Linked DNA regions of Homo sapiens: region 2 is linked to region 1. The links are chromatin contacts, found by Hi-C or POLR2A ChIA-PET in ENCODE. All regions are on one chromosome and are shown on one strand. Each heading gives the region's core, a stretch centred on a gene start or an enhancer-like site at or near the end of the contact. The rest is flanking DNA. Distances are from core to core; before and after follow the strand shown. Region 1 overlaps PGAP2 (post-GPI attachment to proteins 2). Region 2 overlaps STIM1 (stromal interaction molecule 1).

Region 1 (4,763 bases), core at 1,485-3,984:
AGACCATCCTGGCTAACACGGTGAAACCCCGTCTCTACTAAAAATACAAAAAATTAGCCGGGCGTGGTGACGGGCGCCTGTAGTCCCAGCTACTCGGGAGGCTGAGGCAGGAGAATGGCGTGAACCCGGGAGGCGGAGCTTGCAGTGAGCCAAGATCGCGCCACTGCACTCCAGCCTAGGCGACAGTGTGAGACTCCGTCTCAAAAAGAGAAAAAAAAGCAGATTCTGGCCAAGCGAGGTGGCTCATGCCTGTAGTGCCAGCACTTTGGGAGGCCAAGGCAGATGGATAGCTTAAACCCAGGAGTTTGAGACCAGCATGGGACACATGACGAAACCCTGTCTCTACAAAAATTAGCCTGCTACTCAGGAGGCTGAAGTGAGAGGATCACCTGAGCCCAGGAGGTCAAGGCTGCAGTGAGTCATGATCATGCTATTGCACTCCAGCCTAGGCGACAGAGTGAGACCCTGTCTCAAAAAGGGGGAAAACAAAATTAAAAAATTAAAAAATGCAGATCCTCAGGTTCCAAGCCTTCTGCATTTTCAAACAATTCCCCCAGTGAGTTGTATGGGTAATTAAAGTTTGTGAAGCACTGCTCTAGGCCCTGGAGTCTAAGAGAGCCTCTTCCCATCTTTGGCTTTCCTGTCCCCATCTAAACCCTTGTTCAGTCATCCCCCATCCTTTCACCTCTCAAACAAGCAAGACACCAGTCCCTGCAGCTGTGTATTATCTTCTCCTTTTTCCTTAAGGACTGAAGCTTCAATAGGAGTTCCAGGCATTAAGATGGATGGTGGAGATGCACAAGAACATGGTCATTTCCTTAGACTACCCCAGGTTAGGAGCACCCACTTTCTTTTTTCTTTTCTTTTTTTTTTTTTTTTTTTTTTTTTTTTTTGAGACAGAGTCTCACTCTGTTGCCCAAGCTGGAGTGCAGTGGCACAATCTCGGCTCACTGCAAGCTCCGCTTCCCAGGTTCACACAGTTCTTCTGATCAGCCTCCTGAGTAGCTGGGACTACGGGCGCTGGCCACCACGCCTGGCTAATTTTTTTTTTTTAAGTAGGGACAGAGTTTTGCCATGTTGGCCAGGCTGGTCTTTAACTCCTGACCTCGGGTGATCCACCCACCTCGGCCTCCCAAAGTGCTGGGATTACAGATGTGAGCCATCGTGCCCAGCCCACCCACTTTGTTAATCATGATCAGAGCAGGGGTGCCATTCTACCACCTTGGCACACCTGCCTAGAGGAGTGAGTGGCGCTGGGAGCAGACTGAGGAACATCTTAGCTGAGCAGTGAATCCAGCACTGTTCTAAGGAAGCTCAGATGGTCTGTGACTCATCCCTGTCCTCTGGACTGAATCTGAGGCCTTGGAACTCACCCAGGGTCTTAGTGGAGGCACAGCTCTGAGCTATGGGTGTAGAGCATCTGAACCCATCTACACATTGACCAAACACAGGCAGGTTCCAGTCTGCGGGGGAGATGGAGAAGGTGCCACCATGCTGCTGCACAAATCCCAGGATAGCTGGGGAATGAGAATCCAGCACTTTGGGCCTAGGACCTGGAAGGAGAGGTCTTTTGGGAGAGGTATGGGGACATCTGAAGGAGGACTTCTTGGAAGGGGAGGGGCTGGAGCAGAGGCAAGAGTGATTTTGTCAGATGGAGAGAAGGTTCTCCACATGGGCGGGGCTGGCAGAGGCAGATGCCCAGACAGGTCACAACTCTCTAGGTGCCCAATTACCTGCCCTCGGTGAGCTCAGCCATCGGCGGGGAGGTGCCCCAGCGCTACGTGTGGCGTTTCTGCATCGGCCTGCACTCGGCGCCTCGCTTCTTGGTGGCCTTCGCCTACTGGAACCACTACCTCAGCTGCACCTCCCCGTGTTCCTGCTATCGCCCGCTCTGCCGCCTCAACTTCGGCCTCAATGTCGTGGAGAACCTCGCGTTGCTAGTGCTCACTTATGTCTCCTCCTCCGAGGACTTCAGTGGGTGCCTGGATGAGGGAGGAGTGGGGAAGTGTTCCCTGAGGGGACGGGCCTGCCCCTACCACATTCGGACCTTCCTACTTCGTGGTGTGGGCACTCCCTGCAATGTGGCTCCCAATCCTCTTTCCCTCCAGCCATCCACGAAAATGCTTTCATTGTGTTCATTGCCTCATCCCTCGGGCACATGCTCCTCACCTGCATTCTCTGGCGGTTGACCAAGAAGCACACAGTAAGTCAGGAGGTACGGTCTATCCCTAGCGGGGGCTCCAAGGCAGCCCAGAAGAAAATCAAGGACATCTGTCCTCAGGATTCGGGTAATGGTGAGGTGGGAACTGAGTTCTAATGGGAACCCTGGCAGAGGGGTGCTGGGGTTGGGGCTGGGGCTTGGGAACAAACTGAGGGTGGTTGGTCAGAATCTAGGACTATAGCACTGTGTTTGGGTAGTGTGGGAGACTGGAGAATAGAAGAGATGGAGGCTGCAAATGGGGATAGAATGAGGAGTCGCATCTAGGCGGCAGTGAGTTAGGAACAGTGTCAGAGGACTGGTCTGTCATAATTCCAGCGCCCCACCCATGTACATGGGTTTCTTTTCCCCCACAGTATTTGGAGGTGGGGTTGGTGGGTGACTCCATGTAACTTTCATACTCCATCCCCCTGAAGTGGAAGCGGCAGGAATACCACTGCTCCTCGGCCCATCACTCCCCCAGAGGCAGGGACGTGAACACATAGTCGTCATTCTTGCTGCCCCTGCCTGTGCTCCCTTCCATGACCGCTAGTGGGAGCCAAGGGAGATAAGGCCCAGCCCTTAGGAGTTAGGGCTGAGAGGGGAGCCCACGCTCTCATACCCAGCAAGCTGCAGAGTGATCAGACAGCCCATTCCCTAGGATCGCAAGTCCTACAGCTGGAAACAGCGGCTCTTCATCATCAACTTCATCTCCTTCTTCTCGGCGCTGGCTGTCTACTTTCGGCACAACATGTATTGTGAGGCTGGAGGTGAGGCCAGGATAGGATCCACAGGCGGTCATGAGTGGCTGCGGGGCAGCAATGATGTTTTTGATAATGGGCAATGGTCTTGGGGACTGGCTGCCATTGTGTTCTCTGTGGCAGACCAATGGTGGTGTGATTTATCAAGAGGCCTCTGAGCGGGTAGCTGGAAGTTCACCATGTCCTGTTCCTTGTGTCCTCACAACAGTGTACACCATCTTTGCCATCCTGGAGTACACTGTTGTCTTAACCAACATGGCGTTCCACATGACGGCCTGGTGGGACTTCGGGAACAAGGAGCTGCTCATAACCTCTCAGCCTGAGGAAAAGCGATTCTGAACCCTTCAGTCCTGCTTGGGAGGACGCAGCCCACTGCCCAGAAACAAGAAACACGATACCATTCTGGCCTTCCCCACCCCACATCCTCTCTTGGCCTTACTGAAGATGGGGGAAGGGTAAGAAGGAAGGGTGTAGGCCAAGGCTCACCCCAGTGCTGCTGGCTTCTCCTCTCCACCCCTCATATGGGCGTGGGGTCCTCAAACATCACCTTTACCTGAGAGGCCCCAAGAAGCTGAGCTGGCAGAGAGCTCCACCATTTGGTGCTAAAAAAAAAAACGTCCTGAGGTTCATGACCACCATCCAGTTTCTGGCCTTTACACAGTCACCTTTCACTGAGGTCAGGAGCCCCTGAGCAGTGGCTGCTCCCTGACAACCACAGCCATTTCTCTGCACGGGGGTCATTCATAGGACTAATGTATTTCATGATCTACTGTGCACATCCAGGCCTGTGGCCACAGTCCCCTGCTAAAGTTGCTCAGGTGTTCTAGTCCTGACTTCACCTTTTTGATTTGGTGTGTGCCCTAGGGTATGTACCCTTCCCCATCTGAGCCTCGGTGTGTCCATGTGTCTGGCGGGGGATGGGTGGACTGTATGATTTCCAAGGACTCTACCAGTCAGTGGTTCTGATGTCATCGGGTGGAGGTGGTGTTCTATACCTAAAGGATGACCTGCTCCAGAAACAGCACCAGCACAGCATGTATTTTCTTCTCTTCTGAAAGTTCTGGCTTGTAGACCCCTCCCCTCCTTTGCAAAGGTATGGGATAGAGGGGTCAGATGCAGATCTCTACTGTAAAATGGGCTCCCTGGTATCTCCTGTCTTCCCTACTGCTCCAAACCCTAAATTTTGGTTGTACATTTTATTTGAAAGGAAAATAAATTTTTTTTTTGGGCCAACAGTTGCCTAGGCTTGCTAGTCTTGGGGCTCATCTTGTTTGATAGGAACTGGGAGAGAAACAGGCTCAAGAATGGGGAGGGAGTAAGTCCACGGCAGGGTATGATTCCTAGCAGAACCCCCCAGTCCCCCTTAGGTCTGGAGTCTCCTAAAGCTGGTCTAAGCCTTTATTTTGGTGAGCAGGAGTGAGTGAGCTATCTGTAATGATTCTAGGACTGCAAGCTAGGGTACCTGGAAGTCTTCAGTTGAGACAGAGACCTGGGTTCAAATTCCAACTCTTGTTGTTAAAGCTGTCCTCTTGGGGATGTGAGGTACAGCTGTCACATGCATGACTGTGGGAGCATCTGCCTTTAGACTAATGGCTCTGAACCTCTCCCTTTCTGAGCCCTAAGATCAAGAAGTCTTTCCTCAGGTTTTGTGTCTGAGTCCACTACAGCATCTGTGACTGGGCCCCAGAGCAAGACTGCCCCCTCCAAGGGAGCCTAGAGCTTTGTTAGGGAAATTGAGGGGTGAGGGGACCACAATGAAGCCTATTGTCTACTAGAAGAAACAAAAGGCTCCCAGTCTCTGGGGA
Region 2 (5,040 bases), core at 1,878-4,377, 180 kb after region 1:
CAAACTATACTACAAGGCTACAGTAACCAAAACAGCATGGTACTGGTACCAAAACAGAGATGTAGATCAATGGAACAGAACAGAGCCCTCAGAAATAACGCCGCATATCTACAACTATCTGATCTTTGACAAACCTGAGAAAAACAAGCAATGGGGAAAGGATTCCCTATTTAATAAATGGTGCTGGGAAAACTGGCTAGCCATATGTAGAAAGCTGAAACTGGATCCCTTCCTTATACCTTATACAAAAATTAATTCAAGATGGATTAAAGACTTAAACGTTAGACCTAAAACCATAAAAACCCTAGAAGAAAACCTAGGCATTACCATTCAGGACATAGGCATGGGCAAGGACTTCATGTCTAAAACACCAAAAGCAATGGCAACAAAAGCCAAAATTGACAAATGGGATCTAATTAAACTAAAGAGCTTCTGCACAGCAAAAGAAACTACCATCAGAGTGAACAGGCAACTGACAAAATGGGAGAAAATTTTCGCAACCTACTCATCTGACAAAGGGCTAATATCCAGAATCTACAATGAACTTAAACAAACTTACAAGAAAAAAACAGCCCCATCAAAAAGTGGGCAAAGGATATGAACAGACACTTCTCAAAAGAAGACATTTATGCAGCCAAAAAACACATGAGAAAATGCTCATCATCACTGGTCATCAGAGAAATGCAAATCAAAGCCACAATGAGATAGCATCTCACACCAGTTAGAATGGCAATCATTAAAAAGTCAGGAAACAACAGGTGCTGGAGAGGATGTGGAATAATAGGAACACTTTTACACTGTTGGTGGGACTGTAAACTAGTTCAACCATTGTGGAAGTCAGTGTGGCGACTCCTCAGGGATCTAGAACTAGAAATACCATTTGACCCAGCCATCCCATTACTAGGTATACACCCAAAGGACTATAAATCATGCTGCTATAAAGACACATGCACGCGTATGTTTATTGTGGCAGTATTCACAATAGCAAAGACTTGGAACCAACCCAAATGTCCAACAATGATAGACTGGATTAAGAAAATGTGGCACATATACACCATGGCATACTATGCAGCCATAAAAGATGAGTTCATCTCCTTTGTAGGGACATGGATGAAATTGGAAATCATCATTCTCAGTAAACTATCGCAAGGACAAAAAACCAAACACCGCATGTTCTCACTCATAGGTGGGAATTGAACAATGAGAACACATGACACAGGAAGGGGAACATCACACTCTGGGGACTGTTGTGGGGTGGGGGGAGGGGGGAGCGATAGCTTTAGGAGATATACCTAATGCTAAATGACGAGTTAATGGGTGCAGCACACCAGCATGGCACATGTATACATATATAACTAACCGGCACATTGTGCACATGTACCCTAAAACTTAAAGTATAATAATAATAATAAAAAAGATTATTCTAGTGTCTAATATGGTAGATAGACTGACAGAAAAGAGACTAGACGTACAAAGATAAGTGAGAAATGACTGCTGTATCCCTGCCTTGAGCAACAGCTTCTGATCTCAGTGGAAACAGATATTTCACTCATGAAACGTACATGTCCTAGAACTCTGTAAATGACATTTAGAGCTATTGTACCTGAAATATGGTATGCTTCCTTGCTAGATGTTCAAGAGGTAAATAAGAGTTGGTAAACTTTTCAGATCTGGAACATGTGACTTATGGGTTTGATATGGCTTGGTTCTGTGTCCCCACCAAATCTCGTGTTGAATTGTAATCCCCAGTGCTGGAGGTGGGGCTGTTAGGAGTGATTGGATTATCGGGGTGATGTTCTCATGAATTGTTTAACACCATCCCCTCTCAGTATTGAATAGTGAGTGAGTTCTCATGAGATCTGGTCATTTAGAAGTGTGGTAGCACCTCCCCCTTTGCTCTTTCTTCCTCCTGCTCTGGCTGTGTATGGTGTGTCTGTTTCCCTTTCACCTTCTGCCTTGATTGTAAGTTTCCCAAGGCCTCCCCAGAAGCAGAAGCTGCTATGCTTCCTGTACAGCCTGCGGAATGGTGAGCCAATTAAACCTCTTTTCTTATAAATTACCCAGTCTCAGGTATTTCTTTTTTTCTTTCTTTTTAAAATTTTCTTTGGCGGAGTCTCATGCTGTTGCCCAGGCTGGAGTGCAGTGGCACAATCTCGGCTCCCTGCAACTTCTGTTTCCTGGGTTCAAGCGATTCTCCTTCCTCACCCTCCCAGGTAGCTGGGATTACAGGCACAAGCCATGATGGCAGCTATTTTTTATATTTTTAGTAGAGACGGGATTTGACCATGTTGGCCAGGCTGGTCTTGAATTCCTGACCTCAAGTGATCTGCCCACCTCTGGTTCCCAAAGTGCTGGGATTACAGGTGTGAGCCACTGTGCCCAGCCACAGGTATTTCTTTATAGCAATGTAATAATGGACTAATGTAGGGTTCTAAATATTGTGGGCTGGATGGGGGTTGGAGAGCAGCAGAGAAAGTGGGAATGGAGGTGGGACAATTTGGTTTGGGAAATATGGAAGGTAAGTAGTAGGGAACAAGGTTGGAAAGGGGAGGGAAGTGTTATTGATTCTAAGGAAGAACCCAGGAAAGCCATCCAGATTGCTGTACCCAAAGGTGTGCTGCTCTTCTTCTGGCTTTATGTCAGTGAATTCTCTTCTCTGGTGGATCAAGCTGGCTGGGCCTATTTTGTAGAAATTATAGAGAGATGTCTCCCCTCTTCTCTGCTCCCACTCTCACTACTTCACTACTGCTTGACACTTGGGATGGGTTTATGCCATGTGCCACCTCCTGGGAGATCATTTTTCTGGGCGCATGGAACTAAATATACTTACTGACAGCTGGTAGCTTGGCTCTTTGTAGAACTATTGAGCTGTATAGTTCTAGCCAATGTTGCATTCCCCATGGTAAGGCAGGACTCTTGGGGAGCCTCCTTAGGTATTCCTGAGAGAAGAGCTGCTTGTTCTAAGTCTGAAATAGTAAATCCCTTTGGTGGGATCCAAAAGCTGCCTGTTTAGCTTTGTTATCACCTTTCGTTACTTTTAAACTTTGTCTTAAATCAGACTTTAGCTATTAGCTGGATGTGGGACAGTGTTCAAAGTAAGATGTGGTAATGCCTACTTCAAGTATATTGAACATCAAAGTTACAGCTCAATATAATATTCTTGGGTGCTAGTACCCAGCTTGTGGCTGGGTAACTGGGAACTTCCGTTGAGGGTATATGGTTTGGCAGGGGAGATAGACATCTAATAAGACTGATAAAGGTATTCATAGGCACTATGGGAGCACAGAAGAAGTCACCTTTGATCAAGAATCTTTTTCTGTTACTTTCCTGTCCTTATCTCACTCTCCTTCCAATAATAATCTCAATTAATATCTGAATTGTGCTTTCAAACTCAGTACTTTAGTGTACAACAGGAATTACAAACTGTGCCCCTGAAGGGTCAGAGGGCATTGTAAGTGAGTAATGTGGGCTGTATAAATGCATGTGCATAAGTCTGTGAGTGGTGAGAGCTGTGGGAAAATGGAGAGCCCACACCTCTTCAGAAGGAGCAGCTCTGGCAGACTGTTGCCATGTAGTCATGTACTCCAAGAGCAGTTCTAAGAGATAGGGGATTGAGACCTCCATAGCTCCTTTAGCACCAACTCCCCAACCTTTAAGATACCCCAAATTGTATAACATATATATATTCATACTCATATATAATATGAATTATACATATTTTATATATAGTCATAGGCCACATAAGGACATTCAGTCAACAGTGGGCCACATATGCAATGTGGTTCCATAAGATTATAATATATTTTACTATATCTTTTTTATGTTTGGATATGTTTAGGTACACAAATACTTACTACTGTGTTACAACTCCCTACAATATTGAGTACAGTAACATGTTGTACAAGTTTGTAGCCTAGGAGCAATAGGCTATTTCATATAACCTAGGTGTGTAGTAGGCTATACACATCTAGCATACTCTATGATGTTGACACATGATGCATTTCTTAGAATGTATCCCCATCATATGTCATAAGTGAATGACATATAATGAAACCAATTTTAACAGAGGCTAATTTGTTATAAACAAGGGTTAAGTTCCTATGGCATATTTCTGGTCACAAAAACATCACCAAACTTACAAATAAAGACCAAAACACTTACAATATGAAACACTGAAATAAATGTGAGCTGTATATACATTTAAGAAAGATTAATAAAAACAAGTAAGATAATTATTTATAATTATTTACCTACTTATTTCAGTTTAGGGTTGAGAGTGTCCAGAGTTTATGCTAGCAGCTCAGGGTGCAAGGTGGGCACCAACTCTGGATAGGACGCCATTTCATTGCATGGCACACTCACACACCCACACTCACTCAGGCTAGGACCATGGAGACATGCCAGTTCACCTAAAATGTACATCTTTGGGATGTGGGAGGAAATCAGAGAATGCACAGAAAACCCATGCACACATGGGGAGAGCATGGAAACTTCACACAGACAGTAGCCCCAGCCAGGAATTGATTTTTTTTTCATTGACGTTATAAAGAAATGACATTGAAAGAAATGGTGTTATTTGAGGAGCTGCTGTATATATTTATTCTTTGATATGGAGAATTGATTTTTTCCTTAAGTTTAAGTAAAAGGTTAATAAAAACATCTTCATAAAAAGTTGCATTTTGGCTGGGTGCGGTGGCTCACGCCTGTAATCCCAGCACTTTGGGAGGCCGAGGCGGGCAGATCACGAGGTCAGGAGATCGAGACCATTCTGGCTAACACAGTGAAACCGCGTCTCTACTAAAAATTAAAAAAAAAAATTAGCCGGGTGTGGTGGCAGGCCCCTGTAGTCCCAGCTACTTGGAAGGCTGAGGCAGGAGAATGGCGTGAACTCAGGAGGCGGAGCTTGCAGTGAGCTGCGATCGCGCCACTGCACTCCAGCCTGTGCAACAGGGAAAGAGTGTCTCAAAAAAAAAAAAAAAGTTGCATTTTAAAATTAATTTGTGGCCGGGTGTGGTGGCTCACGCCTGTAATCCCAGCACT

Evidence for each region. A loop is a pair of places that touch in the nucleus more often than their neighbours do. ChIA-PET counts read pairs that join two places held with the same protein, here RNA polymerase II (POLR2A). Pooled maps may share reads with other maps.
Region 2: a pooled map shows a loop between it and region 1 (2.1-fold over the local background). The contact joins two enhancer-like sites. A Hi-C loop is called at or near these places in 1 of 50 pooled maps. POLR2A ChIA-PET finds 5 or more read pairs at or near these places in 4 of 52 experiments (B cell, CD4-positive, alpha-beta T cell, activated CD4-positive, alpha-beta T cell and 1 more).

The regions. Positions count from the first base shown.
Region 1 is chr11:3,822,162-3,826,924 of GRCh38, forward strand. PGAP2 (post-GPI attachment to proteins 2) reads left to right here. Exons shown (of 7, transcript NM_014489.4): 4 at 1,722-1,974; 5 at 2,109-2,215; 6 at 2,859-2,967; 7 at 3,167-4,210. The coding sequence ends at 3,297. Among named protein-coding and RNA genes, the nearest start is that of PGAP2, 16 kb to the left of the region's middle. Within about 2 kb of position 2,735, at least 7 of the 41 ENCODE cell types and tissues checked have a DNase peak (open chromatin) inside an H3K27ac peak, as active enhancers do.
Region 2 is chr11:4,004,329-4,009,368 of GRCh38, forward strand. The region is part of intron 2 of STIM1 (stromal interaction molecule 1); the gene reads left to right. Among named protein-coding and RNA genes, the nearest start is that of RRM1, 88 kb to the right of the region's middle. Within about 2 kb of position 3,128, at least 2 of the 41 ENCODE cell types and tissues checked have a DNase peak (open chromatin) inside an H3K27ac peak, as active enhancers do.